4 separate regions of the Mus musculus genome follow, and regions 2, 3 and 4 are each linked to region 1. A link is a loop called in an ENCODE intact Hi-C map of the cell type or tissue named here. Cell type or tissue: left cerebral cortex. All regions are shown on one strand.

What was found. Hi-C counts contacts between places; a loop is a spot of excess contacts. Peaks named below come from ENCODE experiments on the same cell type or tissue, not always from the same donor. Only the 100,000 strongest peaks of a DNase experiment are listed, where the experiment ranks them.
Region 2: it touches region 1 in a loop (5-fold over the local background); 3 of 42 quality-filtered maps call a loop at or near these places.
Region 3: a loop joins it to region 1, with 2.9 times the contacts of the local background. A loop is called at or near these places in 18 of 42 quality-filtered maps.
Region 4: it touches region 1 in a loop (4-fold over the local background); 3 of 42 quality-filtered maps call a loop at or near these places.

Annotation. Positions count from the first base shown.
Region 1 is chr15:80,007,634-80,015,633 of GRCm38, reverse strand. Pdgfb (platelet derived growth factor, B polypeptide) reads left to right here and starts at 657. Exons shown (of 7, transcript NM_011057.4): 1 at 657-1,698. The coding sequence starts at 1,636. In left cerebral cortex, a CTCF peak has its summit at 3,737; DNase peaks (open chromatin) are centred at 4,510, 5,261, 5,622, 6,007 and 7 more places; H3K4me3 peaks cover 5,046 bases; H3K27ac peaks cover 5,681 bases.
Region 2 is chr15:79,828,129-79,836,128 of GRCm38, reverse strand. Npcd (neuronal pentraxin chromo domain) reads left to right here and starts at 1,796. Exons shown (of 9, transcript NM_001013362.2): 1 at 1,796-1,986; 2 at 2,171-2,214; 3 at 2,362-2,427; 4 at 2,551-2,617; 5 at 7,151-7,441. The coding sequence starts at 1,918. Cbx6 (chromobox 6) reads left to right here and starts at 1,796. Exons shown (of 5, transcript NM_028763.3): 1 at 1,796-1,986; 2 at 2,171-2,214; 3 at 2,362-2,427; 4 at 2,551-2,617; 5 at 7,151-8,000. The coding sequence starts at 1,918. In left cerebral cortex, CTCF peaks have their summits at 3,900 (motif pointing left), 4,883 (motif pointing right), 5,551 (motif pointing left), 7,632 (motif pointing left) and 1 weaker place; DNase peaks (open chromatin) are centred at 6,869, 6,956, 7,210, 7,676 and 10 more places; H3K4me3 peaks cover 4,317 bases; H3K27ac peaks cover 5,790 bases.
Region 3 is chr15:79,946,685-79,954,684 of GRCm38, reverse strand. It overlaps a transcript of Cbx7 not described here. Among named protein-coding and RNA genes, the nearest start is that of Cbx7, 18 kb to the right of the region's middle. RefSeq lists an enhancer at 2,220-4,748. In left cerebral cortex, CTCF peaks have their summits at 4,357 (motif pointing left), 6,860 (motif pointing right) and 7,705 (motif pointing left); DNase peaks (open chromatin) are centred at 4,108, 4,304, 5,077 and 7,712; H3K4me3 peaks cover 904 bases; H3K27ac peaks cover 1,691 bases.
Region 4 is chr15:79,760,549-79,768,548 of GRCm38, reverse strand. It overlaps Dnal4 (dynein, axonemal, light chain 4), which reads left to right. Exons shown (of 4, transcript NM_017470.2): 2 at 3,528-3,733; 3 at 4,956-5,039; 4 at 6,024-7,100. The coding sequence starts at 3,665. The coding sequence ends at 6,188. Among named protein-coding and RNA genes, the nearest start is that of Dnal4, 9.9 kb to the left of the region's middle. In left cerebral cortex, CTCF peaks have their summits at 4,872 (motif pointing left) and 7,502; DNase peaks (open chromatin) are centred at 1,628, 3,445, 4,788, 7,420 and 1 more place; H3K27ac peaks cover 7,786 bases.

The DNA.
Region 1 (8,000 bases):
TTGGGAGGATGGTGCAGGGCTGGGGGTGGGGTGGGTTGAGTGACTTTGCAGTTCAACAGACTCAAATTCAGCTTATGCTGGCATGGCAGCGCATGCTGTGTGCCAGGCGACAAGCAAGGAGAGGCAGACCCAGTTTGTAGCTGAAGGGTTCCCGCTGGCTGTGGGTTTAGAGCTTCAACCTTGGGGCTGGTGTGTGGCTGGATGTTTTCTGATCATTCTGACATTTAATCCACACACTTTGTCCCCCACTTAGAGAATGTAGGGTGAATCACAGAAGGAAAGTGACGTGCCCAAGGTGACCCAGCTATTTAATTAGACTCAATGGAATCTAAGCTGCCAGGTTGCAGATGTCTGGTTCTGGGGTTCAGGGGCCACACTCCTGGCCTTGGTCCTGGCCCTGCAGACAGGCCCCTAAACACTGTGCTAATGGGTGGGGCCGCAGTTCACCTTCAGTTCCTGCCAAGAGGCTAGATTCACAGTCACAGGGGCTGCGTAGTTCTCAGAGACCCCTCAAGCAGCAGTCTTTGCCTGAGGACCTCCCTTGGTTCCTGCCCCCTCCCGGCGCTGACTCCGGGCCAGGAGAGGAAAGGCTGTCTCCACCCACCTCTTGCACTCTCCCTTCTCCTTTATAAAGGCCGGAACAGCTGAAGGGTGGCAACTTCTCCTGCAGCCGGGAGCAGCCTGCCTGCCTCCCCCGCTGCCTCCCTGAGGGCTTCCCTCCGGCCGCCAGCGCCCATCTTTCTCCAGAGAGATATTTTGCGCACACACACATACACACACGCGCAAAAGGGAAAGGAGGAAAAAAAAAAAAAGCCCACCCTCTAGCTTCGTTGCAACGAGAAAGCCGGAGCAGCCGCAGCTCGAAACCCGCAGAGGAAGCCCAGAGTGGCGAGCGAGTGGGTAGATAGACAGACTGACCCGAGCCGCGTCCACCTGTCGGCCCGGACCAGCCCAGCGCGCAGTGGGCGCGCCGCGCTCTCGGAGCAGCCGTGCCCGCCGCTTGGGCCCTGCGCCAGGGCGCACACGCTCCCGCCCCGCCACCCGGCCCGGGCGGGAGTTTGCACCTCTCCCTGCCCGGGTGTTCGGGCCGCCGCTGCAAAGCCAACTTTGGAAAAAGTTTTTTTTTGGAGACTTGGGCTTGGAGGTCCCCAGCTCTGCGCTTTCTGATCTGGGGGTCCGTTCCAGAAAATGTTGCAAAAAAGCTAAGCCAGCAGGCAGAGGAACACGCCTTTAGCGGGCGAGTGAAGACGAACCATCGGCTGCCGTGTTCCTTTTCCTCTCTGAGGTTGGAGTCCCCTGCGCGCCCCCACACGGCTAGACGCCTTGGCTGGTTCGCGACGCAGCCCCCAGACTGTGGATGCTCGCGTGGGCTCGGGATCCGCCCAGGTAGCGGCTTTGGACCCCGGTCCCTTGTCCAGGTCCTCCCCAGCCCCCCAGCGACGGAGCCGGGGCCGGGGGCGGCGGCGCCCGGGGGCCATGCGGGTGAGCCGCGGCGGCGGCTGCAGCGGCCTGATCGCCTGATCGCGGGGGACCCGAGCGGAGCCCACCCTCCTCCCCAGCCCCCAACCCTGGCCGCGGGGGCGGCGCGCTCCGTCTACGCGTCCGGGGCCCCGCGGGGCCGGGCCCGGAGTCGGCATGAATCGCTGCTGGGCGCTCTTCCTTCCTCTCTGCTGCTACCTGCGTCTGGTCAGCGCCGAGGTGAGTTGCGACGGCGGCTAGGGCTGGATCCTTCCCTGGTTGTCCCAGCCCCCACGCCTGGCCGCCCCCTCCTCTCCCTGCAGTGAACTTTGGAGCCTTGCAGCGCGTGAGTCAGGCGCCGGGCACTGGGTGGCCCCAAGGGCTGGGAGGCCAGGTCCGGGGTGCTGGGCTCCTGGGGAGGAGGCAGCGGTGGGTTTCTTTCCAGTGGACCAATCTAGATCCCTAAAGCTTTTAGTGTCCTAGAAGGTGTGTGCTGCCCTGCCCCCTGCCTCAGGAGCTAGAGATCTTAAGCTTCCCGGTTAAGGGGAAAAGGTGAGGTGATATCTAGGGTGTCTAAGGCATCGAGACCTCCTGTGTCCTCCTCAGAACCAGCCTGGGCTTTGGTTCTGCCCAGGACCCGGCCTGCCCTAGAAGTATGTGCCTTCGAACTCAGGATATCCAGAGATCTTTGGCAAGGGTTTTGGTCCCACCCTAGCTTCTGCACTGGTCTAGAGTGGGCACCTTGGGGTCATGCTGGACGATCCAAAAGCACCTTGTATCTTGGCGCAAGGGGTCCAGAGAAAGAGAGACGGAGACACTAGAGAGACAGGCAGACAGACAGACGGTAGGTTCAGACGCTTGGAGTAGAGACAGGACTGGAGGTGGGGCGCGCGCGCGGGGGGGGGGGTGTTGGTCTGAAGGAATCTAGCCCCCGGGGCGGTGTGTGTCTGAGGCCCAGCAGTACCTGCGCCGGCACCCTACGAGAGGAAGCACTTCTCTTCCCCGCAAGCAGGATGCGGAGCGCACGCCTGCAGAAGCCTAGCTGCAAGGGCGGTCGGGTATGGAAACGTCTGCGGGAACGATCAGGTCGGATCAGTGCCCCTACCCCTCCCAGCCTCACGTAGCAGTGAGTTGGCAAGTCTACCGGGAATCCAGGTGGGAAGGGGGCGGGGCAGGAGGAGGCGCGAGCCGGAGCGAGGCTAGGGCCAGGAGAGCGGATTGCCCGGGTCCTGTCCCGCCTTCTCCTGCGGAGGTCTAGACTCTACACCTAGTCGACTGCTCGCCGGGCCAGCCGGATCGCCTGCGGCCAAGCGTAGGAGACAGGAGGCGGCAGGGAAGGGGTTAAAGCGGAGGGCTCCGAGGCCGCAGCCCGACCTTGGGCCGCAGCCAGAGCAGGTTGTTTTGACCACGAAGGAGCCGTCGCCGTCTCCTTTTGTTCTTGGGGCTCCTCGAGGGCCGCCGGCCGCCCGCCCTGGGGGCCCCGCCCTTCCGCGGCTGCCCCCCGTGGCCGGAGCCCGAAAGAGAGCAAGCTGGGCTTGGCCGGGCCGCTGCAGGCCGCTCGCGGCACCCCCTCCCCTCCTCATTAGCAGCCCCCCGGGCCGCGGCCAGCTGTTGGGGAGGGGGACGCCAGGAGGCCCCAGCTGCCGCCTCGCCGCGCCGCGCCTCGGGGACCTGGAGGCTGGCCCGGTGCCAGGGCGTCCTGAGAACCGCGGCACCCCGCGGCTGCTCTCTGCAGCCCACCCCGCCCGGCCCCCGACTCGCTCACTCACCCCACGCATGCACACTCCTGGCCGGAGGCGATGCTCCGCTCCCGCGGGCGGGAGCGCAGAGCGACGGGCACGCACTAAGGAGGCCAGGTCGCGCGCCCGCCGCCACGCCCGTGCACACGCGGGACACACGCGCACGCGGCCCGAGTACACGTGCGCTCACACACCCACGCACGCACACAGGCACGCACAGTCCCTCTGTACACTCAGCGCCAGGTGCCCGCCCCCACGCAACAGGTGGGCCCTCAGTGCGCTCTGGCACTCCACCGCCTCTGTAGCCACCCCATTTCCTTCCTGGGGGTTCTGAGAAGGGAGGGACAACCCCAGATCCTGATCTGGACTCCACAGCACGCATTTTGGCCTGTTTAGAGTAGCTTAGCAACCCCTCAAAATTTACCCTTCTATAATGGCTTTTCAACCACCCCACGTGGTGTGATGTTGGTGTGACCCTGGAGGCCCCGGAGTGCAGGATAGCCATGCAACGAATAGCCATTTGATCATCAAGACAGAGGGACGCCACCTACCTGCTGAGTGTGTCACCCACAACCTCCCTTACTTGGTTAATCCTGGTAGGAGTATGGAGCCCTCCTTATGGGCACTGCTGGATATGTAACATCTGGATGAGGTTTCTCTTACCAGTCCATCTTCCTCCAGCAGCACTGCAGTCAGTCGCATTTAGGGTTGAGGCTGCTGCTCAGAAATTCAGCCTTGTCCCTTCGTAGACTACTGGGACCCTAATTACACTGCGTTTTGCAGTTGTCCAAGGTTTTCCCGATAAGCTTAGGGGTATTAGACTGAAATCATGCGGACATGTCCCCATAGAGACCAGCCCAGGCAAGCTCCAAATAACCAGTGTAGGGAGACACAAGCAGGACTTGCCTCTCTGGGTGACCCTGTAGTTGGCTGTATTTTACATGGAAGCTTAAGCGTTGGGAGCAGGCTGGTAGGGTTGAGGCAGTACTGGAGGAGAATCTGAACAGGCTGCTGAGGCCCGTCTCCATCAGCTGAGCTGGCTTCCCAGAAGGTGACTGTCATGTGACTATCTGTCTGCCTCAGCACCCTTCTGCCGGGAAGGAGTGGAGGGCCCTCCCCCCAATAGTTATCAACCACCACGTCTCCTTCTGGCTTGCTAATGTCCACGGGTGGAGGGTAGGGGGGTCCCACGAGGGTGGGGGGTCCCACTTGGCTGGAATCCCCCTGCCCAGATGTGTGAAAGTCAAGGTGATAGATTCTGGAGGCCCTAGTGCAAGAGCCAGGGTGTGTGTTGTGTGTAGGAGTTAACTTGAGGCGTTTGCCTGGTGTTCGAGATGCCCTCCCTCTTTCTGATGTCCTGTTTGTGATTTTGTTTTCTTCTAGGGTCTCATGTGGTTTTAAAGACAGAATGTGGGGATGGGCTTGAACCCTTGACCTTCCCTTGTTTGTTTGTTTGTTTGTTTATTTAGACAGAGTTTTTCTGTGTAGACTTGGCTGTCTTGGAACTCACTTTTTAGACTAGGCTGGCCTCGAACTCTGATATCGTCCTGCCTCTGTCTCCCGAGTGCTAGGATTAAAGGTGTGTGTCATCACCACTGGGCTCTGAGGTACTTCATTAACAGCATATGGCCCCAATGAACCCCGCCCCCGCCCCGCCCCCTGAGAATATACTCTTCTATCTTGGGACCTGGACTGTCAGCGGGGAGGAAAGGAGGTGGGAAGATACAGAAGGAGAAGCAGGCTGGGCCTCAGTTTCTCTTACCTAAAATATGGAGCAGATTGGACTCGGTTAGTGTTATGCATAATAGGGGAGTTGGGTCCTTTTGAATGGAGGTGAGGACAGGGATTGCAGTGGGTCACGGGGTGGCCCATCCCACAGACAGGGCCCTCTTCCAGCTTCCATGTGTTTCTCTTGCTGGGCTGCAGAAGAGGGGGAGGCTGAGCAAGAGAAAGGACGCCGCCTGTGTTGTGCCCAGAGAGGGCTTCTCCATAGAGCTTGTCTTTGCCATCTCATCTAAATAAGGCCTGAGACGCAAGCAGGCAAGCAGGCAGGCCCTAGGAGGCTTCGTCAGCTTCTGCCTCTGCCAGCCATAGACAACGCCCGGGTGCTGGGCAGAGAGCCCGTCTCTCTCATTGCAGAGGCAGCAGGCTGTGGGACTGTGGAGAGTCAGTCTCCCTCTCTCTCTCTCTCTCTCTCTCTCTCTCTCTCTCTCTCTCTCTGTGTGTGTGTGTGTGTGTGTGTGTGTGTGTGTGTGTGTGTGTGTGTGTGTGCACGCGCTTGCTCGCTCACATGAGTGCGCCCAGGTGGATGGTGGAGTTCAAGCCCTTTTGATCAGGCAGCCTGGCAGGGAGCAAGTAACTCACCTGGCCTCCCTCTTGCTCATGCCTCCTGCAGCTGGCTCTGGGGGTGGGGCAGGGAGGAGGCTGTTTCTCTGGGCTGCCAGGCTGGCTTGGCCCCACCTGCTTCCATCCCACACCCGCCAGAGATCTGGGGCAGCTTCTTCAGGTTGTCAGGTTTCCTGTTCTGTGTGTGTGGGTAATCTATGAATGGGTGCCCACCTTGAGGCTTCCAGAACCTGTGGCAGGAAAAAAAAAAAAAACCAGATTTCAGCAGCCCCATATTGGGGGCCAGAGGGAGGACTGTTACACCCAGACACATGGACTCTGTTTACAAACAGGTGCTTCTGAGAGTCCCTCCGGAGCACTGCATCCTGAAGTGGACCTCTAGCTGTTAACACCCCCGGACCCGGAAGAGACCCAGCAGCCCACGGGGCACCTGGTGGTGTCAGTGTGGGGCTAGGTGCCATTTCCTGTGGCCCTGCGTGGGGGATCGTGTAAAGTCACACCCCAGGGGGACAGCAGCTCTCCACCCACCTGTCACCATCCTTGGAAATGTTTGGAGCATCTGGTCCAGGACGCTGTCATTTGCTGTCCTCATAGGAAACACATGAAAAAATTGCTCAGCTGGTGAAGTGCCTTTTCTTTCTTTCTTGTTTTTTTTTTTTGTTTGTTTGTTTTTGTTTTTGTTTTGTTTTGTTTTGTTTTTTCGAGACAGGGTTTCTCTGTGTACCCCTGGCTGTCCTGGAACTCACTTGTTAGACCAGGCTGGCCTCAAACTCAGAAATCCGCCTGCCGGTGAAGTGCCTTTTATTTGGGACTGCTCTGCTGTGCACTGTTACAGGAATCCTCAGGACCAGCTGGGGTTAACCCCATTTAAAGGACAAATAAGAATCCCTTTGTGTCCTTTTCAGTGGTGTTGGGGACTGAACCCAGATCTTCACCCTTGCTAGGCAGTAGCTCTGCCTCTGAGCTACACCCTCAAGTCTTTTCTTTTCTTTGTTTTTATCTTATAATGGGGCACTACTAAATTTCCCAGGCTGGCCTTGAATTTGTTCCATAGCCCAGGCTGGCCTCGAACTTAAATCCTTCTGCCCCATCCTTCCAAGTAGCTGGGATTAAATGTCTGTGCTATTATGCCTGGCTGAAAGTAAGGTATTTATGGTAGGGTTCATTCTGAGCACCCTGGTTCCCCCTACACAGGGAGCCCCGGCTTTTTGTCTGTTGTGGGTCTCTCACTTCTGACTCTGGGAGTATTTGGGACCAGTGATACTGTAGCCTGTGTGACATCCTATGTTCTGTGGGACGGTGAATAGCACCTCTGCCTCCACCGCGGTGCCAGCAGCCTGTCCCTAGGCTTGACAACTAAAAATGTCTTCAGATGGTGTCAATGTACCCTGAGAGTGCCATCACTGTAATTGAGACTTGCTGTAAAACAAGATGGGGCAGAGAAGCCGCAGGGGTCTCAAATGATGCTGGGACTAATGATATCAGGACAGAGAGGAGGCATGCTTGAACTGTCCCCGGGGAGGGCCAGGAGAGGTTAGGCATGTTACGGCTTGGAAGGGGTCCACTCTGCCACTGGCTAGTCACCTTGCCTTGTGGCTGTGTATTAATTTTTCTAAGGCTCAGTTTTTCCATCTGGAAGATGGGACTAATGATAATGTTGGCAGAAGGGATCACACCTGAGCGAGCCTGCAGAGCAAGAGACAGACAGCCCTTCACATATTTTACCAATATTTATTGCACCAGCTGAGTGCTTTTCCCACCTCTACAGTCTCTACCTGGGGTCTTTCCCCACTCAGCCTTGTGGGGGGAGGGGTAAGTGGGCTGAGGATTGGGGCTAGGCCTGTCCGGGGCTCAGTATGTTCTACCTTACTGGCAGCTCCAGCCATCCCTCCACAAACACTTCTCATCCCTTAGGACAAGCAAGCCACCTTACACAGCCTGGCTCTGGCTATCCTTGGTCAACCTCAGGCAGAATTAGAATGGACTTAAATGTTTTCTAACTCAATTCGTTGATAAGAGGTCAGACCAGAGAGAGGCAGTGGCCAGCTAGAGGTCACACAGCAGAGGGTAGCAGTGTGAGGCTTGGAATCTAAATCTCTTGAATACCATTCTGAGTTGGGCGAGTGGCCTTCTTTCTCCAGCCCAGCTTCTGGCCATCTGTCCTGCATATCTCTGCCCAACCGTGAAGCAGCCATAGACACTATAGACACCACCAGACACCAAGTGCCTGCCCTGCTCCCTAGCTTGTCCGTCAAACCTCTAACATCCCTAGGATACCAAGCAGGTTTATAAACTCCATGACTGAACAAAGTGACCTTGGTGCTGAGAAGTCTCGGGAGCCAGATTTCAAGGCGTCCCCCTCAGCCCCCAGCCTGTCTCTTCTGGTTCCTAGGTTGGCTTGGGGGACCAGAGGTAGGCATGACTGAACCGCTACAGAGTTTTTCCTAAACATTAGAC
Region 2 (8,000 bases), 180 kb after region 1:
AGCTGTTTGTTACAGCAGCAACTTGACACAAATCCATCTACTGCTGGGGAACTATCTGCACCTTGAGGTCACGCAGGGAGAAAGGCAATTTTCTCACCGCACTGACTTTTGTTTCCCAAAGCTTCCACAATGGCTCACAAAGACTGCTGAGTGATCTGCTATGTGGATAGGTGGCCATCTTCTTCATCCTGTGGCCTCCTCAGCTTGCACAAGCACAGACACCCACACATTCAACTTACCTGCTCATCCACGCCACCCCACCGGGGCAGAACAACTCTCTACTTAGGTGATGTTCACCTCAGGTTTGCTGTCTTGCCAGCTAAGAGGATTTTCTCAGTAGCATAAAGACTTTGAGGGGGAGCAGAAGGATTTCAGTCAATGTACTTTCTATACATATCTGCAGGCGTGCAGGGATGGAAAGCTGAGATTTTCATCAGTGAATTTGCACCTTCAAGAAATGGTGCAATCGCGGGGAGACTTGTACAACCCTGTGCCCCCACCCCATTCTAATAAGCCAATCATGAAATCAAAAGATAATCCTGACCCTTACAAATCCCCACCCCTCCTCCAGCCCAGCCCTAGACAACAGGTGAACAGAGCAAAATCAGTGTTAATGTCCAATCAATATCATTAAGGGAGGATAGCATCTCCAGTGTGAATAGTACAACCCTATAGTGCTTAAACATTTAAATAGATAGAACATGTGTGCCTGTGTTCTCCAAGTAGGTGATGTATCTATGCATATTCATGCAGGCCCGAGTTTAGGGAAAGAACTGGGCTAGAGGACCCCAATGACTTAATACAGGTTATGAATTGCTCCTTCCCTTTCGTTTCCTTATTTATATGTGGTTAATTTTTTTTTCTTTTTGCAAAGAACAAGACCACTGGCCTAATGGAAACTCCGATTAAATAATTTTTCAATGTGTGTTTCCAGCGAGGTGGGCTACATCCAAGAGGGAAAGTTCCAGATCCCACTTGCGCCTCCCAGGAGCAATGGCGGAGTCATTCCTGCAGCTGTGGTTTGTAGAATTATGCTGTGGCCTGCGGCCTGAAAATCCCAATACAGATTTGACCATGAAGGCGGGTTCTGCTGAGTGACCCAAAGAAAGACTGCTTTGGACTCAATCTGGGATGCCCTGCGGTTCTCTTTTGAGACCTCTCTCTCTTTGGTTTATAAACACACTCGCCAAGGTCTACTTGTAGGTGTTGAGACCATGGTCGCAGGCCTGGGTCACCTCTGCAGTCACCCCCCCCCCCCCGCCGCCCCCTTCCTGCTGTGGCGTTTTTGTTTTAACTTATCTGAACCGGTTACAAAACCACACTCCCACGAATACATAAATAATGGATGGGGTGATGTGTTAAAGAAATCCCCACAAGGCCTGGCAAAGCTGCAGTGAATGCATTTCTGCTGTATCATATTTAACTGTTTGCAAACGTCTGCAGGAGGATGCACAGCGCCTAGAGACTCCTGGGCCTATCGCATCTCTCTGTCGAGGGCCTGGCAATTCTGGCATGAGGAGTTACAAGGAGGGTAGGAGGTGGCAGGGATCCTGGGCCTGCAGGATGAAGTGGGACAATGTAGGATTGCACTGCACCTCACTCGGCTTGGCAGCAGCCAAGCATCCATCGGTCTCCCGCCAGGACTGCGGGGGAGAGGACAGGCCCCTTTAAGAGCCTTCGCGCGCCCCCGCCCCGCGAGCGCTCATTTTCCCTAGCAACCGCCCCGGGGGAGGGGGAGGCCCTGGCAACGGCGCTCAGGCCCGGAGCATCACGTGACGGCCCGCAGCTGGAACGCGAGCGCGCGCCCCGCCGAGCGCCCGCCCGCCGGGGGCCTGAGCGCTGGGGCGCGTGCGCGAGCGGTGCAGCACCGGCCGCGGGAGCAGGGAGTATTATGGGCTGTGGGTGCCGCTGAGCAAGATGGAGCTGTCTGCAGTAGGCGAGCGGGTCTTCGCGGCCGAATCCATCATTAAACGCCGGATCCGCAAGGTGAGCCCTCGGCCGGGACAGCCCTGTGTTCCCCGCGGTGGTGTCGGAGCCCGCGGGGCCCTCGGGGTGCAGTGGTCCGGCTAGCCGGGTTCCCTCAGCCACCCCCGCGCCGCCGCCTCCTCGCGTCCCTGCATCTTCCCCACCCCCACCCCCTATTTTTTTTTTTTTCCTTTCTGTTTTTCAGGGACGCATCGAGTACCTGGTGAAATGGAAAGGGTGGGCGATCAAGTGAGTGTCGTGGGTCGTTGGCATGGGGACTGGGGAGGCGGCAAGAAGACACCTGGGCCTTGGATAGGGGGTGCGTGCTTGAGCCCTCGCGGTGTGCCCCTGCCCCTTGGGTTTTCATTTTGCTCTTCTGTACGCGTGACTCGGCAGGTACAGCACTTGGGAGCCAGAGGAGAACATTCTGGATTCGAGGCTCATCGCAGCCTTCGAGCAGAAGTGAGTTGGAGAAGCTGGCAGGCGCGGTGGGGCGCCGCGCAGGGAAGCGGGAAAGGCGGGCAGGGTCGGGGAGTGGGGCCCAGGAAGGGACCCTTTTTCATCTTTGGCGTTTCTTGACTACAGGGAAAGGGAACGTGAGCTGTATGGGCCCAAGAAGAGGGGACCTAAACCCAAAACTTTCCTCCTAAAGGTAACCTGGCCCAGCCCCAGCAGCCCCCGCTCGGGCCCCCAGCCAGGGCGCAGCACAGGGCCGGCCTGCAAGGGAGGGACAGATCCGCCGCTGCCTAGGCGGGCAGGCTTTTCCAGAGGGGCCCCAGCTGGGCAGGGGGTGGTTGTGAGTCCCTGACAAGTCCCTGGCAGCGGGCCGTAGCCAGCCCAGCCAGAGGGGCCTGGGAGTGGGGTAATCAGGGATGAAACCAGGAACTGGGGGTGGGGGATCGACTGTGCTCCAGGAAGCGGGTGAGTGAAGCAGGTGGGGCATACTCAGGGGAGGAGGTGACTGGGAAGTTCTTTTCGCTAGTGAGACCCTTCATCTCCTCCAGCCTTGAACACACTGGCCTGTTTTGTGATTTAGAGTCTTGGAGCTGTTGAGTATAGATAGGCTTACCTCCTGGCAAAACACTGGCCTCCCATGCCCTATAACTGCCCACCTCCTTTGGAGTGTATTCTGTACCTTCTCCCATAGCACTTGGGGGCCCGGCTTGAATTTGACCTTAAATTACTTCAACCTGAATTTGATCATTCACACTGGACTACCAGCTTTCGGGTCCTGAGCCTGTCTACCCCTAATCCTGATATTTCTGGAGGTTCCAATGAAGATGGGGTGGGGCATGGTGAACATAGCCTGTTTGGCAAGAGAGCGAAGAACTTCATGGGAAGCCATCTTGGAGAGTTAGGGGTGTTTTTGTTTTTGTTTTGTTTTGTTTTGTTTTGTTTTTGATGAGGAAGAACAGAGCCTGGGAAGAGGAGAGCAAGACGATCCCTGATGGCCACTTAATGCAAGGCGGTCAGTGTCTGCCTCCGTAGTTTCCCTAAAGAACTAACGATGCCCCAGGTCTTCTCACCAAATTTGGCACCAGCACAACACGGGAAGAGCTCCTTGGAGAAGAGACTGCAAGATGCAGAACCTCTTAATCTCCAATTTGTCCAAAGAGCTCCAAGCTCAGTGGGGGAAGGGTGGACCAGACCCCGCTGTCTTGGCCCCCTGCGCTGTCTTGGCCCCCTCCGCCAGCCAAAAGACTGGGTGTAAAGAATTAGCCTTGGACCAAATGCAAATGTGGCAAAAAAAACCCCTTGGTTTCTGGAATCCTATTGTCGCGTACCCCTACTCCCCCGCCTCTAGCCACGGTGCATCTTCGGGGATTAACTCAGCAACCTTAACCCTGATGCTTGATGGTGGGGAGGGAGTGGGCAGAGCAGCTGGAAGACTGGTGGGCTGTGTTGACAGCTTGTTGGCGCCCCTGGAGCACCCTCTAGTGGTCAAGGCGGTAATGATCTTGAGTATGGATTCTCAAAATGCCCTTTTCTTAAAAGTTGTCATTTCCCATTTGTTTTGGAACCCAGCAGTGCTGAGTCCTCTGCACGAATCATCTCCTTTAATCGTCTCAACATCCCAGTGGAGTTGATAGTACTAGTCCACTTTTATAGGTGGAAGTTGAACACACATCTGTAGGAAACAAGGCTCAGAGATGCTAGGGCAGGGGGTGGAGCTGCCTGCTGTAGAGCCTTAATCCAGAATTTAGGAAGCAGCTGGTGTGAAGGGATGCGGAGGGAGGTAGCTTAGGCTGGACCTGTTGCTTTGTGAGTAAGAGGCAGTTCAGCAGAATACACAGGTTTTTCTGCAAGGAGGAGTGCTGAACATCCTGGCGCCTTCTTGAGATGGCTGCCACGAACCCATTCCACACCATGGAAAAGAAACAGGTTAATAAGGTACCCACCACCACAGAGAGCTAGCAGCAGTGTCTCAATGCTGTCTGCAGTCCTCCCCAAACCCTGTAGCCACTCCTGTCCTGTTAGTGCAGTGAATGTGGCCTGCAGTGATTTCGAAATTCACTAAGCAGACCCAGGGCCTGTCAAAAACCTCCCAACCCAAGGAGAATAACATCTTTTTGTTTGTTTGTTTGTTTGTTTAATACGTGAGTGCTTCTGTGTGTGTGTGTGTGTGTGTGTGTGTGTGTGTATGTGTATACCATGTTCGTGCCTGGTGCCCATGGAGGCCAGAAATGGATCCCCAGAATTGGGAGTTACAGGTATTTGTGAGATGCCATGTGGGTGCTGGGAACTGAACCTGGGTTCTCTGGAAGAGCAGTCATTACTCTTACTCTTGAGCCTTCTGTTCAGCCCGAGAACTGTATCTTATGCAGTATGTTTAGACACTGTAAAGTAAGAGATTTTTCTTTTTTTTTTTTTTAAGATTTATTTTTTATTATACATAAGTACACTGTAGCTGTCTTCAGACACACCAGAAGAGGGCGTTAGATCTCATTATGGGTGGTTGTGAGCCACCTTGTAGTTGCTGGGATTTGAACTCAGGACCTTTGGAAGAGCAGTCAGTGCTCTTACCTGCTGAGCCATCTCGACAGCCCCGAGATGTTTCTTATAAGCCATTTGAAAGCATGTTTTAGGGAAAGCTGGTTTCTCAGAAGCCTGGTACCTACCAAGTACTGGCTGCCTCCAAATGTGTGGTCAGCAGGTGCTCTAATGTTGCTCACAGGAGGACACCATGGCAGGGACTCACTGAGATGGCGCAGAAAGGGAAATGAGGTTTGGACTGTTATCTTGGGTCCACTGTTTGCACACATCCTGACACTCCAAGGACCACCTGTTTCCCCCCCTCCCCCGTAGGAGCTAGCTAGTCAGTGGGGGCTGGAGAGATGGCTCAGCAGCTAAGAGTGCTATTCAGTCAGAGTACCAGATTCCCAAACACCTGCAACTCCAGCTCCGGATCTGATGATGAGGAAGTGGAGGCAGGATGCAGCGTGAGAGGATGGCAGGTCCTTGTTTTTGAAGAGATCCCTTAAGCTCCCCCATCAATGTACCTGGGAGGGGTGTAAGGGGCCCCTTGTGGAACTCAACTGGACAGAGCCCTGGGAGCTAGCTGTGTCTGGCTCAGTGCTGCCACCTAGTGTCAGTTAGTGAATGTGGACACTCCAGCCTGGATACAGAGCCCCGTAATCTTCAGATGTGTTTCTTGTCCCTTGAGGGTTTGGGGCTCCCTGGTAAGAAGACATCTGTTCACTATAAGCCAGGAGACCCCTGACTGGTCGTGATCTGGGTTTGTCAGGAGGTGTACAGGTTTTCTCTTTGTACTCATTAAGCATCCAGTGTGTGGGGACTGTGGATGGAGAGTCCCGCCCACCCCCAACACAGATTCTTTCTGGGGACCCCAACAAATTATCCATGGGAGTAAGCTCCTCCTTGGTGCCCCTAACTTCTCCTAACTAGACTAGAGTGTCACAACCGAACCCCATGCTTTGCCCCATGGTGGCTGGGGTTGCTATTAGAGTCAGGATTCTTGTCTTTCCCTATTTGGTCCTCAGCCACAGCTGTCCACTCTTATCTTTGCATCCTCTGAGCACTGGGATGTGGCCTGCATGGGTCTCTGTCCTCATGTCCCACCCTGGCCTCAGAAACTGCTGGGATTCTCTCCATATCCTGGCAGTGTCCGGTCTGTTTTCCTCTCTGCGTTCCATAAAGTCACCACCTCCTGCTAGGTAGCCCGTGTCTCTAGAAAGTAGCACCTTATGGAAGGCATCCTTCAGAGTAGAGCTGTGCAGCTGGCCCTCATCCTTAGAGAAGGAAAGGCTGGCTATGGAGAAGTCGTGTCTGCTCTCTGTTCTAAGTCATCAGGCAAGGGGTGAGCTGGTGTGGGGCTCTTGTGAAGTCACTAGCAGCTGAGCTGCTGTTGGGTCCTGGGGCTTTTCAGAGATCACACTTACCTCCACTCCATTGTCTTGTGCCCACCCACCCGAGGCCTAGGCTAAATTCTCACACTGGCTTCTGAGTATAGGCCTTTGAACCGTTGGTGTGAATGCACTCTTGCCTAGGGTCAGGGCAGAGAGTGGCTGGAGCAAGGGCCTTTCTTGAAATCATGGTCATCTGAGGTCAGGGTGAATCTACTCTGGCACCAAGAAAATTAGCCCTTGGAAGAGTCCCAGGCTTGCCTGGGATCCGTAACAGGGAAAAGGGTTCCTCACAAGGTCCCTGTCATTATTGCTGAAGCAGCAAGAATGGCGGGGTAGTGGGCATGGGGAAGGGTAGGGCAGTGCGCACACACGATGACTTAGGGGTAGTAAAAAGACCTTAAGAATTACCTAGCCCTTGTAGACAAATTACACACCACCGCCTCTCTGGACTGGTTTCCTGTTTGGTTTGCTTTGGTTTTTTAGAAGAGTATTATGTAACCCATACTATCCTCAAACATACAGTGTAGCTGAAGATAACCCTGAACCTACGGTCGGTGCACCTGCCTCCATTTACAGGTGTGCCCCCATGTCAGGTTTATTTGGAGCCGGGACGGAACTAGGGCCCCGCGCATTCCAGGCAAGCCTGAGCTGCACGCCCCAGTGCACTTTCCCTTTAATTGTCTGAAGGGTCATAAGTCACTGATTGTTCTGGGTACTCTTTCTGAACGTGTACTGATGGAGCTCGGGGCTATCTGGCACAGGGGTGTCTAGGGACCGCGGGAAGTCTTGAGGTCCCACACACGCCCCTTTGCCCGCAGGCCCGGGCCCAGGCGGAGGCCCTCCGCATCAGTGATGTGCATTTCTCTGTCAAGCCGAGCGCCAGCGCCTCCTCGCCCAAGCTGCACTCCAGCGCTGCGGTGCACCGGCTCAAGAAAGACATCCGCCGCTGCCACCGTATGTCTCGCCGTCCCCTGCCACGACCAGACCCACAAGGGGGTAGCCCTGGCCTACGCCCACCCATCTCGCCCTTTTCTGAGACCGTGCGCATCATCAACCGTAAGGTGAAGCCCCGGGAGCCCAAGCGGAACCGCATCATCCTGAACCTGAAGGTGATTGACAAGGGTCCGGGAGGTGGCAGCACTGCGCAGGGCACCGGGGCACTGGCCCGCCCGAAAGTCCCCTCGCGGAACCGGGTCATTGGGAAGAGCAAGAAGTTCAGCGAGAGCATGCTCCGTACCCAGATCCGCCACATGAAGTTTGGCACATTTGCGCTCTACAAGCCCCCTCCTGCCCCTCTGGCGCCCTCTACTGCGGGCAAAGCCGATGTGGCCTCCTCGGGGCCTGGGCTGCTCCTGGCCACCCCAGCTGCTGCCCCCTTTGACGCACACAGCTCCAGCTCTTCCGGCTGCCCCTCACCCACACTGCAGTCCTCTGACCCAGACGATGCACCACCCAAGCTACTCCCGGAGACCCTGAGCCGATCTGTGCCCAACTGGCGAGAGTCAGAGGTGCTCGATCTGTCCATCCCTCCTGAGGCGGCTGCCACCGGCCAGCGGGTGCCTCCTGATGTCACTGGTGCTGCGGACCAGGCGCTACATACAGCTCTGGAGCCCACAGGTGCTGGCTCCTCCGAGCCTGAGGCTGGGGACTGGCGCCCCGAGATGTCGC
Region 3 (8,000 bases), 61 kb after region 1:
AAAATATTTTACAAAGGAATTGTGATATATATTCGCATCAATTCCCCCTTTTTCTTTTCTCCTTTAGGCCTTCCTCTAACACATTCTTTCTCAAATTCACGGCCTCTGGCTTTCTTCCTTTGATGTTTGTCACAAACATATGCATGTATGTGTATATATTATATATATACATATATATGTATACATACATATATATGTATACATATATGTGTGTATATATATATATATACATACATATACATATACATATTTCAAAATGCAGTAATACAGTCTGCTTAGTTCGTATAATGTTACTTGTATTATATGATTTCAGGGCTGGCTGCTTGGTATTAGGTATTCAATTGGAAGCCTCTTCCCTGGGGAAGAATATATTCTCCCACCCTCACATTCCTTGGTTGCTCATAGGACTTTGCTGGGGTCCTGTGAGATCTCCCCTTCCACACTAGCATGTCCCTCGCTGTCTTCCTTTTTCTGGTCGTATCCCTGAGCCTTGTAGAGAGTTCATGGCTGCCGCTTTCCTGGCCTTTCCAGGAGACGAAATGTCACAATGGACTTCACGTCCCTTGGGCTTTTACAGCAGGTATGTTTTGTCTGCATGTATGGTGTGCCTGGTGCTGACAGAGGCCAGGAGAGGGTGTCAGGTCCCCCAGAACTTGAGTTAGGCCCCATGTAGATGCTGGGAATTGAATCCAAGTGCGTTCTCTGGAAGAGTGCTGTGACTACAGGTGCGACAGTGTCACAAGGTTTTGTAACGTACTATAGTGACTATAAGACAATGCCCCTGCCTCTGCCTCCCGAGTGTTATACACGTCACCACGCCCAGTTCTGTTGTATTTTTTTTATCATGATGTATTCCAGCAAGCATCCTCACTCTATTCTGACCCTGTCCTCTATAAATACATTTCCAAACGTGTATCCCCAGCCCTCAGGGACTCCCAGCACACGCCCCGTGACTCCCAAGCTTTGCAACTGACATTTCCCCAAGGAGAGAGAACAATGCACTGGACACGTGCATCCAGCAGGGTGAGGCTCCAGGCTTTTCCTCCTACTGTCTCTCAGACAGACAGATAGAGGGCCAGACAGACAGGACAGGCGGCCGAGAGGCACCAGGGGAAGGTGGAGGGATGGCTTTGACAGTGACTGAACTTTCTGGGACAGACAAAATGGAGATGGGGGGTGGTTATTGAGAGCAGATGTGCCACTCTGGCTTGAGGCCAGGACAGGTGACAAAGTGGGGCTCCGTCTTCTGAATATTCTCAAGGGTGTGTGTAGGTAGACGGGTAGCCAGAGAACCAAAGACTTAAATCCAGAAACCTGGCACCACAGACAGTAGAGCAGGACTATCAGTCCCAGAGCCCCAGGTGCATGATGGTAAAGTGGGAATGGGATATCCAGTCGTTGGGATAGCCTGGGTCCTTCCTAGCTGGGCACAGAGAAGTCCGGTTTCTCCATGTGGCCCACACCAGAGCCCCATAAGCTGTTGAGAAGGAAAACAGGATAGTCTAAAGTAAAGGGATCAAAAGTCTCCAGGCAGGGGAGTCTGGGTCTAGGTACTGATTCTTGATGTCAAGCTGCCTCTCCTGCTGCGTCCCTCTCTCCACTCCCAGAATGGAGAGTGCCTGGGGCCACCTGTGCACAGCCTCAGGCTTTGGCAGAGTGTACCCCCGAGGCAGATCCCAGGGAGCAGCAGCAACTCCTTCCCACACTGCTTTCTCGGGGCTGAGATGGGGGCAGGTGACAGAGGACATGGGAAAGAACAAACACAACTCTTCGGAAGGCTGCAGGCAGCTGGCCCTGGCTAACTGTCGGATCTTAGTGATCTTAGTCCAGTTCCTCCCAGGACCCCCTGAGGTGCTCCCGGGGGGCTGATTCCAGAGCCTCCTCCCCGAGTATCAGGCCAGAGCTGACCCTCTCAGTAACTAGATAAAGTTGGGCAGGCGGGGTGGGGTGCGTGTGTGTAATTCTGGTACTCAGGAAGCCAGGACAGGAGGACCAAGAGTTCAAGGCCAGCCTGTACTGCCCAGCAAGGCTGTCTCAGAATAAGTAAATCAAAAAGGGACACCACTGTAAGGCACGATGCCAGCCCTGTGTGGGGAAGGGCTGGCTTCCTGCCCTTGATTAGGGAGGGGCTCCTCTAGGAGTCTATGACAGTGTCTTAGCCATCTTACAGTGTTCGGTGATGGGCATTCAGAGCCCATCATTCGGCCGCCAGAGAGTCAAGGAGGTCCCTCTGCTTTTCCAACTGTGCCCTGGCTGCTCTGCTGCACCTCCTAGGGCCACCATTAGTTGGGCAAGGACTGGAAATAGAAGTCCCTCCTTGTTCAACAGCTGTCCTCAGACCCTCACCCACCCCCCCACACACACATCCCAACTTCTGGCACTGGATTTCAGCTTTTTGAATTGAGTGGAGGGTTGAAAACAAGAGGGATCCCCCTGTTACCCCCAAGTCCAAGGGCACCCAAAGAGGAATCCGGCTCTGTGGGGCCAGGCTGGCCTGGCACCGGGCCAGTGCCCCCAGTCACAGCCAGGCAGCTGGACACGACAGCTGCCAAGAATGCCAGGAATGTAGGCGGCTGTGTCCTTCCCGCTCCTCTTCCTCCCCCCTCCAGCCAGAACAGGATATTTCCTATCCAGGGAAACCCGGTCCCTTTATGGGAAAACCGCGGGGTAGCTGGCCGCGCTGCCTCTCACTGTATTTGTACGGATAAATTGGGATGGGCACCCAGAGTCAGGGTCTCCAGCACTGCTGGGTAGGTGATGCTAGGGCAGTGGGCATCTGTGTGGGCCTACTATGTGCTAGATGCTTCATCTCATAGCAACCCAGGAAGTTGTAAACTTCTCCAAGCATGGGGTGGGGGGCTGGGGGGCGGATAACATGCCTTTAATCCCAGAAGGATCTCAGAGTTCAAAGCCATCCTGGTCTTCAGAGTTCCAGGACAGCCAGAACTAAAGAATGGGACCCTGTGTGGTGCAATAGAAGGTGAATTGGTAGCTTGGGAAGCTACAAAGGCACTGACTAGCAAGCATGTTCTTAAGGCTGGCTACTGAGCCAGGTGGTCTCCATTTATCCGTGATAACTGGGGCCCTGTCCTGGTTCCTGCAACATGAGACCTCCCATTGGCAACTGATCTGTTTTGAAGCTAGCCAAAGGTGAATGTGGGCAGTCTGACTCTAGGTAGGGCCTGGCACCCCATCTAGAAGCTGTTCTACGTGGTCCCCGGGGCTGTGGGATTCAGGTTGGTCAGGAACCATACATGGGCTCAGAGGGCTCGTCCAGACTCCATTCTCATGTTGGTGGCCGAGGGGAGTCACAGAAACAGGGAGCATGCGAATGGAGCAGGTGAGCTCTGTCCACACCCCAGCCCTGGTATTTTCAGGGTGCATGCCCTGCCTTTCAAGGCTAGCTTTCTCTATTCCTTTGTCTAGGCTGTGTACTTGGGGCTCACCAAGGGATTCAAGTGGGGTCCCCAGCTTTTCATTCTCATCCAGCCTTAGAGCAAGTGACAGGCAGTGAGAAGTGTGGAGCTCTGTGACTCCTGCTTTCCTGGGCCCCAGTCATCTCAGCTGACTGGAGACCAAGGAGTCATTCTCATGGGATCCCTCCATCAGAAATCAGGAGGCCGGGTGATTTGTTCAGAGTGACAGCTGTCACCTGGTGGAGCAGTGACCTGAAGCTGGTCTCAGACTGGTCTGGGAGTCTGGATCCCGCCCCTCCTCCACTCCAGGCTCAGCGTCTGAGCTCTGGGGGTTCTGTCCTAGTGAGCACGGCACTGGCTCTGGGTCCCCCGGGGGGGGGGGGCTAGGGTCAGGTAAACAGGATCCCAGCCTAGCTGCCTGACCTTGCTTACCTCCCGAAAGAATGCGAGGCATTCTGCCCTGTCTCGAGGCTGAGTCACCCCACAGCAATTGCCCGCAGGCGGCCTCCAGCAGCCCTCTTTGACGGACCCCAGCCCCTTGCCTTCCCACCGAGTGATGTCACTCCTGTTGCCCCCCTGTCGGCCCCCCGTGGAGCCCACCGAGGGCTCCAGTTGCCATGACGACTGCTCACAACAGGAAACGAGGTCTGCACTGGGCAGAAACACAGGAAGCTGCGCTGAGCGCTGGGCAGCATTGTCAGCCCGTAAAAAACAAAACAGGACAAAAAGATTTAATGAGAACAATTAGCCCAAAGAAAGAGGAAAAAAAAAAAAAGAGGCCAAAAAAACAAACAAAGCCAAACAGCCTGAAGACAGGGGCTGGCTAGGCTCCAAGGACCCCGTGTTTTCCCGCCCACACAATGTAGGTTAAATAATATTTCCTTCTCAGAAGAGGCTCCTTGGGGCACGGGAGTCCTTACCGGTGGCTCCCCCTGCTGCCTCAGGTGCAGCACTGGCAGGCCCTGGGCACGACCAGCCCTGTTCCACTTTGCAGAAGGGGCACCCAGCTCAGTGGAGAAGATCTCAGCCAGTGGGTGCTCTCAGACCGACCAACGGCCCTGGTGTGAAATCAGTGCGAGTGACGTTGTCTTGAGACTTTTTTTTCGGTCTCTCATCATAATATCCTCAGCATCCTCAGTATCTTCCCAGCGCACCTCAGTGAGCTGGTACAGCGCAGGAGGTGCAGATGTTTGAGGAATGAGTTAGCGCATAAATTGACTTCCCTGGAGGCCGGAGTCGGTTCAGCGTAAACTAACTAGCATCAGAGACGGGTAAAAGGGCGTCATCGGGGGCCAGGCGCCCAGTTGTTGGAGCTGGAAAGACTTGGTGGGGCCTTATAGAGGCATGCTCACACCTGTCTTCCTCCCTGTCTCCCATGACTCTCTCTGATGGTAGGATCTCCCCTAGCTCTGTGATGTGGCCTGGAGGACAGCCTGCAATTCCGAGGAACCATGGGAAGCCTAGGAAATGGAGTAGGCCCTGGGCAAGCAAGGCTGCCATTAGCAAATCCACTCAATGCCCCTCTTAGGAACTGAGGGGTGTGAATGACCTTGGAACGATAGCCAAGCTAGACTCTGGACACATGATATTCAAGGCGCCCCCTGAGATGAGGCACCAGCAGGCACCTGAGGTGGGTCCAACGTCCCTGCCAATGATCAGCAACGGGAGGCTGTTCAGAGCCAGGCTGGAGAGTGGCAGGCATGCTTAGACAAGAGGCACTGCAGAAAAGAGACCAAAAGTAACACACAGGCATTTTGTTTGGGCAACAAAAGTGTATTTGTTCGACTCGTGTACAACATGAGCTCAGGCGCTGGAAAGGAAACCCTGGTTGTCCTGGGAGAGACCCGGACCCACAGGATTGCAGTGGAGACTAAATTAAAGGAGAAACGACCCAGGGAAGAGCTAGAGGAAGGGCCTGAGAGGCACTGGTAAAGAGTGGGACCTGAATGCCCAGATACCAGGGAGTCCTTGGTGGCTTCTCTCTCTCTCTCTCTCTCTCTCACTCTCTCTCTCTCTCTCTCTCTCTCTCTCTCTCTCTCTTCCTCTTTTCCTACGGGGTCTCACAATGTTACTGGCTAGCCTGGAATTATCTATGTAGACCATGCTGGCCTTGAACTCACAGAGATCCACTTGCTTCTCCTTCCTGAGTGCTGGGATGGCAGGCGTGTGCCTGGCTCACAGGTGGCTTTTGAGCAGGTGGTGATGTGTGTAAATGGGTCGGGTTGTTTTTCGGTGATCCCTCTGGACACATCAGGGTAGAGGAAAGAATAGGAGGACAGGGAGTCTGCTGACTTCTTTTCTTTTAATTAAAAATAAAAAATAAATAGCCAGGAGTGGTAGTAAGTCTTTAACCCCAGCACTTGGGAGGCAGAGGCAGGCAGATCTCTAAAGTTTGAGGCTAGCCTGGTCTACAGAGTGAGTTCCAGGACAGCCAGGGCTACATAGTAAGGCCCTGTCAGGAAACAAACCAAACCAAAACAACAATAAGTACATATACATGTATATATACAGATTTTTAAAAGGCATACATTAGAGTGCTCAGTCACCTTCACTGGATAGCCACCTCATACTGTTTGCTCGCTTGTTTTGTGCATATTGGTGTGCAGATTCTCACTACAATCCCTTTGCAAGTGAAAAACAAAGCTCAGAGAGGTTGAAGAATTTGTAGGAGGCAGCACAGCATAGAATGATAGAACTAGATTTGAACCATCTCACAACACAGAGCTGGCTCGGTGCTAAACCCTTGGTACACACAGGTGAGATCGAGGAATGACCTAGCCATCCAGGTGGAAGAGAGAGGTAGAGGGAGAAGGTGGCCCAGCAGCCCAGGAGGAAGAGGCCAAGGCTGAAACAGAAAAGAAGGTTTCTAAGCAACCACAGGATGCCCCTCAGGGCAGGCAGCAGAGGCCAGGGTTCAGTGTATGGGTGGAGGGCGGGGGTGGGAGTGGTAAGGAGGTGGCAGCAGCATCAGAGATGAATTTTTATAACCCAGACCTAGACCCTGGGTCTCGAATGGAATCTTTTCAGTGGGTTTACTGAGAGGAATGGCCTCCCACCTTGTCCTCTGGTCCCGCCCCAGCTTGTCCTAGGGACAATTACAAGTAAGAATCTGACATCCCATACCTGTCGGTCAGGTTCCCTAAAGGATCGGAATAGAGTGGACAGATAGAAGGACAATTAAGATGGTTTACACACTACGGTCAGCTGTGTGGCCCCAAAATGGCTGTCTACCAGTGGAAAGTTCAAGAATGTGCCGGCAGCTGATCAATCCTGGAAGCTGGTGTCTCAGCTGGACTTCAGTGTATGCTGGAAGCCTGAAGGAGGCAGCTCTAATGTCAGCGAAAGAACAGACCTGCCAGCGAGAGTGAGGGCAAGCAGGCACAGAGAGCAAGCTTCAGTCTTTGCTCATATTTATATAGGTTGCCAGCAGAGGGCGTGGCCCAGATCTTCTGACCTCAAAAGATCCAGAATGAGGGGCTGGAGAGATGGCTCAGCCATTAAGAGCACCGGCTGCTCTTCCAGAGGTCCTGAGTTCAATTCCCAGCAACCACATAGTGGCTTGTGTGTCTGAAGACAGCTACAGTGTACTCATATAAATGTTTTTTTAAAAAATCCAAAATAAGCCAAATAATCCCAGCACTCGGGAGGCAGAGGCAGGCGGATTTCTGAGTTCAAGGTCTACAAAGTGAGTTCCAGGACAGCAAGGGCTATACAGAGAAACCCTGTCTCGAAAAACAAAAACAAACAAACAAAAATTCCTCACAGCCCTTGGGGTTTAGTTCATTCTAGATGTAGTCAAACTGACAAGCAAGAGGCCATCACACATATCCCAGCCCCTCATGGGCTGTGAGCAGGTTTATAGAGAAGGCTAGGATGGCTTTGGAGCAGGAAAGGGAAGGCAGACGGCTGTGTGAGGAGGGCCACAAGGCTCCTGGGATGGTTAGGGACAGAAAGAAACATCACAGGGCTGGCGACATGGTTCTGTGACAGGTAGAGACACTCATTCACCTTCCGGCCTGACTGAGTTCAATCCCAAAGACCCAAATAACAGAAGGGGAAAACTGACCTGTGAATGTGGTTGTCTTACTTTCACACGTGTGTAGTTGTGCCCACCCCACGTTAAAAAGGGGGGGGTGCTAGAGAGATGGCTCAGCTGTTAAAGGAGAGGCTCGCAGCCAAAAGAACAACTGGCTGCTCTTACAGAGCAGTTTTGGTTCCCAGTACACACATGGGGGCACACAGATGTTTCTAACTCCAGTTTTAGGGGATCCGATGCCCTCTTCTGGCAGTCTTTGAGCACTGCACCTTCTTGCTGAACATGCGCGGGCACGCGCTCTCTCGCCTCTGCACCACCCAGGGATAAATGATTCCCCTCTCTGGGACTGAGTTCCTTCATCTGTGTGGTGAGATGACTATAACTCTGGTACTTCACAGTGTCCCATCTTTCAGGGCTAGCAGTGCAGGGAGGCAGAAGAAGGCAGATCTCTGTGTTTTCAGGGCCAGCCTGGTCTACAGAGTGAGTTCAAAGACAGCCAATGCTCCACAGAGAAGTCCTGTCTCGAAATAAAACTTAAAAAGCGGAGG
Region 4 (8,000 bases), 250 kb after region 1:
AGAGGCTGACCCTCAGTGGGAATGAGGAAGTAGCAGTCTGCTGGGCCAAATGCTACTGTATGGTTGGCTCCTGGGAAGATAGATGGCAAAGGTCCCCTTCCTGTCACCCCAGCAACAGCTGCTGATCCTTCCTGTGAGGTAGCGCCTGCTCAGTCCCCACATGCAGATGAGTAGCTGTCAGAATCAGAACTGATGTGAATTGAGACCCACCTGCTGAACCTGACTTTGGTTCAGCCAACACTACCAGACACACTCTAAAAGGGTCCCGTAGTGTCTTGGTTATGTAGTGGTTATAAGCCTAAAGGCCAAGAATGTTCCAAGCATTAAGTGTTAACACATATGCACATGAACGACACACACATACATGCACATACAGTTGACAGATACTTTTGGCTTTACTTTCCAGAGACCATGTCCTCTCTCTTAAAGATTCTCCTCAAATACTCAGAAACAGAGTGACTAATAGTGATTTAAGGTCAGTGTCACAAAGAACCAGGACCTTCCAGACAGGTGCACTGGCTTTGACAAGGCTATGGGGCAGCCCTGTGTATACGTCCTGGGTGGGGTTCCATGGAACACTAAAGGATTCCTGTGGGGAGAGCAGGTTCCACCATGGACCAGGTGGCATGCAGTTGAACTTTTGGTACCCTGACTGTGGCACACTTTCATTATTAAAATGTGGTCTGGTCTGACGCAGCCTCTCTCAGGCGTGTGCTCATTCACACGGGAGATTGATAAGGTTATTAAAACCCCAGTTGTGCTATTTTGGGAAGCATCCGTTCGGCAGGGTGTGCTAATCGTGGCTGAAGAACTGGAGCTGCACCAGAATACAGGGTCATAAGAATCTCTCTTCCTTTCTGTGTGGAAGCGCGTCATCTCTAACAACCCCTCTTCCTCTGTAAGTCTTACCCGTTTGGATTGCCAGGAGTCTATGCAGTGATTAGGAAAAGCTATGTGTGTTCATGAGTCACGGTCCATAGCATATTTGGTTGAATGATGTTGGCTGAGTCCTGGCTGGAGGAAGGATCGCCCTAGAGGGCAGAGCGGCCAGAACTGCAGAACAGCGGGTGTTTCACACCATTCACAGGAGGCTTGTATCAGCCACCTCCAAGGAGAAACCCAGGCCTGGCTGCAGTCCCTTGTTCGGGCCTCCAAAGCCAAGGAAGTGGGCAGAACTCCATTCTCTTATAGAACCGGCATCTATTACTGGCCCGTGGCTTATATATCTATTTTGCAGCATTGGGGATTGAACTCAGAGCCTCTCGCCTCGTAAGCAAGTACTTTGCTATACCCACAGCCCCTAGGCATAAATGGTCTGACTTAGCATTCGCCTCGCCATGCTGTTGCTCCCTAGAACTGTGCTGGGGATTTTCCTGAAGAATGGGCTCTAGTAGCACCCCTGGAGTCCTGTGAGCCTCCATAGAGTCTCTTTGAGGCCATAGGCATGATGGGTTCTGTGTCGTCTCCCTCCACCCACCGCCCGCCCGTCCCCTGCCTGGCAGCCTTTCTTAGTTTTGAGGATGAATCAACTTGAGTTGAAACATGTAAGTGGAAGATGCTGAGCAGCTGCTCCCCCACTTTAAGTTGCTTCCACTTGGGATTTTCAGAGGTAAACAAAGTGGAGAGCCCTGGCACCCCGTGCAGTGCCGCATGAGGGTGGCTCCGGAGCCAGTGAAGTGGCGTTACTAAAGCTGGGAGCTCAAGATGGCAGACAGGCTTTAATGCTGGTTAGCAGAGACGAGTGGCCCACTGGATTTCGTGGAACAAGAAATTTGACCAGAAACTGCAGTGAGCTTGTGCTTGGTAAACAGCCAGCTCCTATGTAGAGACAAACAAAACCTGCTAAAACCCAACTTGTACAAATGCCCAGAGTTGGAAGATGAAGGGAGCCATCTGTGCCCTGTGAAGTCAGAAAACACCAGTGTCGTGGAATGGTGGAGTCCATGCCAAGCTCTGAGCCTTGCTCAAGGGTATCCACCAGTGGGGGGGCGGGGGGGGGGGAGGGAGGAACAACAGTGGCGGCAGCATCAGAGAGGTGTGAATTAAGAGTATAGTGTAGCCGGAGAGAGTACCCAGTGCTCTACCAGGCCAAATCGCAGCCCAGGACCGCAGGCTCGGGGAAGGAGGTGGAGCACTTAAATCACTGCAGGTCATCTGAGCCACACTCACGGTCACATGTGCAGCAAGGACCCATGTGCTCGAGTGCATGAAGAGAGGGAGCTGTTCAGGGTAACGCTGTAGCCAGTAGCTCCTCCTGAGCTGAGTGACCTCAGGCAGTCAACATTGAGCACTGCACAAAGACCGAGTGCTGGGACTGGGCTGACATGTGACAGCTAGCCCATGTCACCTGCTCTCCAGGCCTGTGTCTGTATTCCCAGCTATTTGAAGACTGAAGTAGGAGGATCATTTGAGTTCAAAAGTTCCAAGCCAGCTTGGACAGCCGCTGTCATAAAATTTGTGTCTATACCTCTTGGTTACCATGCTGGGCATCTTGGAGTTCAGTGGCTTTGTGGTGGAATCTAATGAGATCTAGCTTTCAGACAAGCTGCTGTGATGTATAGTCTCGATTGTCCTCTGTGAACTGCCGAGGATGGTTCGTCATTGCAGTGTTTTGCACGCATGCACATCAGGACCCCGAGAGAGGAAGCCCTTTGATTTCATTCTAGAATAATGAAATTGTTCCTGACTTTTGCAGGCCGGAAGCTCATTTAAGCTGCAGTCCAGCTGACTCTGAAAAGCCCTGCCTATCATCAGATGCCCAGGTCTGGTAGGGAGGGCCTTGAGTCTAGAAAGAGTCTGGAAACCCTGTCTTGGGTGGGGCATGAGGGAAGGTCTAGAACTCTCATTGAGTCCTCTGGTGGCCAAAGGATGGGAACAGCCACTGCCTGCCTGACACCCAGGTGCCTGCTTCACACGCCCTGTCTCATTGAGTTCCCTGCCATGGGTGTGGCCCCAGTCACTGGTGAGTCCACTTGGCATGGACTCTCCTTTGCCCCAGGCTGTGCTGCTGCTCATTGGCTGAACTGGTGCCAGCACCCGGGCCTTCCAGCTCCTGGACCAGCTAGAGAGACAGGACCTAATAGCCTGGGGAGGGGAGGCAGGGCTGTCAAGGCACCTGGTGTGCCAAGAAGGCCACCACCACACTGTTCCTATTCTGCAGAGCAGGGTCCTTCAGAAAGGACCCCTCACTTTGTGACAGGCCCCAATTGTCAGTGATCACCTGTGTATTTGGCTTCCTTCAAACCAGACAGGCTGTCATTGACACTCAGAAACTGTCCTTGCTAATTGGTAGCTCTCAGCTCCATCCTGGGCCTGGCCCACAGTTAGTATCTGTCTTGACAATGACAGTGTGTTCTTGCAGCATCTCGGGTTGACTCACCCTCCGTCTGCAGACATGCTGGCCATTTGGGAAAGGAGGCAGAGGCGTTGAGATGGGGAGGTGTCAGATTGTCACTGAGACATTTCTAATTTGTAATGTGTGGTTTTTGAAGCCAACTCTTCCCTCCTGCTTTTCCTGTTTTCTGCAGCACCCCTTGGGGAAAGACATTTTCTGCTCCTGCCAAGTTGGCAAGGCCTGCTTCCCGAGCCCGTGGGGCGCTGTAACTGTTGGGCCCAGCACCTCCTGAAAGCCCTACTCTCCTCCTGAGGGCACGCTGGGAGGATCATGGGAGAGACTGAAGGGAAGAAAGAGGAGGCTGACTATAAACGGCTGCAGACCTTCCCCCTGGTCAGGGTAAGCCTGAGGAGGGAGGGAAGTGGCCACCGGGCCTCACTGCCTGCAGGTGGGTGGAACTTGCAGTGAGGAGACCAGGGCTCTGCTGGCCTGGCTCCACCCCAAACATTAACCATCACAGTGATTCATTCTTTCATCCATCCATTCAATCACCAGCTATGTTGAGGCTCCCTGCTGTATGCCAAGCGTGGTCTAGGTGCTGTAGAGATGGTGACCAACAGGGCAGATAGATGGCGGGCAATATGTGCTGTAAAGAGAAACTGAGCTGGTACAGAGGCCAGTGCCTGGAAGAAGTCAGATCAGTGACCCTCATCAAGTTAGGTGGCAGGCCTTGCAAGGACCCGAGGAGCCATCTGTCCCTCAAAGGAGCAACCAGCAGAGGAGGCTGAGTGGGACAAGTTTGTTGTCACCAACATTGCTGATCTGAGGAGTGGCAGATGTGAGGTGGGGTCAGCCTGTGTAGGCCTGGCTGGCAGCCACTTGAGGAATATGGTGAAGAATGTGGCTTCTGTCCTGAGGTCCAAGGAGCAGTGAGGGGACAGGTGTAGGGTGTCACGTCATTAGAAAATCACTCGCTGTTCTTAGGAGAGTGAATTCAGAGGAAAGTGCTAAGGCCGCCCATTGCCCAGGGACTGAGGTGCAGTAGTCATGCCCTGTGGTGGAGGTGTGAGGCTGGCCCTGGCCAAGGTGCTCACTAAGGATGGAATCTGGATGCCAGGGCAAGAAAGCCAAGGAGCGAGGTTTACCTGGGCAGTGGGACCAGAGCGCAAGGAGGGGATGACCCCCACCCAGACCCCTGCAAGGTACAGCTGTGTGGAGGAAAGGCTTGGCTGAGGATGAAAACAGGCCCAGCCTCCATATGGGAGGAAGAGGAACCTGGCACACTGCCTGAGAAAGAAGAGCCAAGGAGCAGAGGGGAGCAGGGCCCCAGGAATGGCTCGGTCATCCCTTCTGACTCTGAAAGAGAGCCCGCTTCCTCTAGTGGGGCTCCCTCCCACACATGTCCCTGGCAGAGAAGCACAGGCTTCAGAGCCTGTAGCTCATTGCCATCATGCCTGGTCCACCCCAGCTGTAGGCCCCAGCCAGGAATAAATCACTTGCCCAAGGCTGAGCCAGGGAAGCCACCTAGTGTCCATACCGTAAGCTTAAAACTGAGAGGCTGTCCAGGAAGGCCAGGTCCCAGCTAAGCCTCTCTCTGTTTGTCCCCCTGCCCTGTCTCTAGCACTCGGACATGCCAGAGGAGATGCGCGTGGAGACCATGGAGCTGTGTGTCACAGCCTGTGAGAAATTCTCCAACAACAATGAGGTATTGGCATCAGTGCAGGTGGCCCCTCGTGCCTCTGGGGACCCTGTGTGTGTTAGGATGGCTCCTGTAGCCAGGTCCACAGTCCTGCTGGAACAAAGCTAGAGCCTTGTTTAGAGGTGGTCCCTATTCTGGAAGGCGAGTGAGAGAAGAGGGCGGTTCTAGCCAGGGTACCAAGGGCCACACCTAGCCCCTGAAGGAGGGAGGCCAGTAGGGTCTCCATATCACCTCTGCCCAGGACTCTTCAAGTGGGCTGTTGGCTAGGGCTTCTTCTTGGGCTCCATCCCAGCCCTGAGCAGAGGCCTGCCAGGCATTATCCATGATTCATCCATCCATTCAGAAAGGGCGGAGTCCCAGCTCCACAACAGGTATTGCTCGAGGTCCTGGGACTGTGGCCACGGGTCTCAACACAGCAGTGCCACTTATGAGGCCATGGTGAGAAAGAGGGTGGTGGTGTGGCCACGTCCCCTCTACAGCCTCCTCGGCTGTGTCGGCTCTGAACCCAACGCCCTAGTCTGTAGGCTGGGGGAGCGGGGTACCTCTTTCCTGAGCTATTGAGGTGGTGGGGACACAATGAATGCTCAGGGGCTCCAGCCCCTTCACGCTGAAGGACGCTTTCGGGAAGAGCCTGCATGGGAATGGAGAGCCATTGCAGACTGGGGAGTTTCTGAGGCCTTGGGGCCCTTTTCTCTGGGTTCGCAGTTGCGGGAGGGTGTTGGTGCTGATCTGGAACCCAGAGTGACACAGCCAGCCCTCAGCCCAGCCTTCCTCAAGCCATCACCTTCACCTGCCTGACAGGTGTCTGGGTGCTGTTCCCCTGCAGGAGGGACCTGTGTAGACACGTCTGTGGTGATCTTGCAGGCAGACCGACATCAGGCCAGGGCAGCAGCCTGTTTCTGCCTAGAGCTCAGTGCCACGCTTCCCTTTCTGGTGTAGGAGCTGGCATGTGCCTGTCACTATCCCTGATCGGCACCCTCTCCCTTCCAGAGTGCTGCAAAGATGATCAAGGAGACAATGGACAAGAAGTTCGGCTCCTCCTGGCATGTGGTGATCGGCGAGGGGTTTGGGTTTGAGATCACCCACGAGGTGAAGAACCTCCTGTACCTGTACTTCGGGGGGACCCTGGCCGTGTGTGTGTGGAAGTGCTCCTGACCCCCATCCCTGCAGCTCTCCCGCCTGTCCTCTGGGCTGGGGGGGGGCTCCCCAGGCTCCCCTAGGCAGAGCCTGGCTCTCTCAAGGAGAGTCAAGTCTTTTCTTTTGTCCTTGTGTACCAGTTTCCTGAGCCGCACCCAGAGTGTCCACTTGGTGACCTCTCCATGCCCAGGCTCCCCGTGGTTGTCTCCAAGCTCTGAGCTGTGGACAGGCATCTCTGTGTGCATGAGGGGTGGGGTGTGGCAGGTGAGAGGGTGAAGCACGGGATTCTTCTCCTTGAAATGGACTGGTCCCACCTTCCATCCCAGCAGCCTCAAAGCCCTTCTGCCCCAAGGACTGCTGGGAAGTATCTCCTGCCCTTGTTGTTAGTGGCCATGTGGAATCAGCCGGAGACTCCTCTCATGAGACACAGGGCAAGGCTCTCCTTTTCACTGGGGAAGGAGTTCCCTCTCCCCTTCCCCAGCCTGACCCGGGACTGAACAGCCCACCACATCTTACTGGACCAGCCATTCACAGCCCTGGCATTGGCCCGAGGATCACACAGTCTTCCTGTCCCCTTCTCCCAGCTCGGGCCACATGAACCTTTCACACCCCTTCCACCAGAACTGCTGCGTGGCCGAGGCTGGTGCGGTGGTGTAGAGCGACTTGTCAAAGTGTTGCTGAGCTCCCGGTGAGACACCTGGGCCAGGAGTGATCTCACCGTGAGGCCCCGTTAGCAGGGAAACCTGGCCTGCCAGGGACTTCATCAGGGACCGCATGCGATTTGTACTTCTTACCTTGCTGGCTTTTCTAGATTCTTTTTGAGTGTGGGAAGAAGGGTTTTAGTAGAAGGGTGAATCATATTTTACACAGCGGTCTTATTTATATAAACGTCTTGGTTTTTACAATTAAAACGACCAAAAACTAAACTTAGTCTGTGGTGTATTGAACTTTCCTGGAACAGGGGCTTCGTTCTGCCCTACTGTGCCTGTGTGCCCTGTTATCAGATCCACTGGACAGTGATGCAATGAAGGCCAGTGCCCCTGGGGACGTATGAGCATGCTTGTGTGTGTGCATATGCACAGGGCACACACCTAGACAAGTGTCACCACAGCCATCTGGGCAGATGTGAGCAGCAGGAATTAGCCCTCCTGAGCTGGGTGGAGGCAGCTCCTTGTTCCTACTGGGGTGGCTGCCAGAGAGATGACAGCCCTGCACATGGGACTGGAAGGGGCGATCAGGTGGGTGTGCTTCAGGAGGCGGTGAGGGGGCACCAGCCTGGAATAGCTACGGCTGATCAACGCCTGCCTTGCATCTGTTCATCCCTTAATCTGCCGCATGTGGGTGCTGGCAAGTAATGCTGGCTTAGCCAGCAACCAAGGTGCAGTGGTGACTGGGATTATAGGCCTGGGGTCCCCATATCTGGTCCCTCTGTTCCATACTAGGCCTCAGCAGCTTTGTCTGTAGAGTGAGTGTGACACTTGTCCCCAGAGGTTGCTGGGCATCTGCACAGTTGACACCCCAGTGACTTACACTGGGCGACTACTGTGACACTTCTCCTGCCAGCTCATGCTGGCTCATCTGGGCAGGATGAGGCTAATGTAGTGCCCAACCCACATAGTATCACAGGGCCACAAGCAGCAACCCCATGTCACCATGGTCATTGCTGTCACTGCAGTGGCTCTCTCCTGCTCCCGGGGAGTGTGGTTGTGTGGCTGTGTAAGGCAGGTAGGTGATAGGGCACCATAGTAGGGTACTTCTCTGGGAAGTACCCTCTTCCTGCTCCTCCTACTCTTCTTCTTCCTCCTCTCCCTCTTCTTCCTCTTCCTCTTC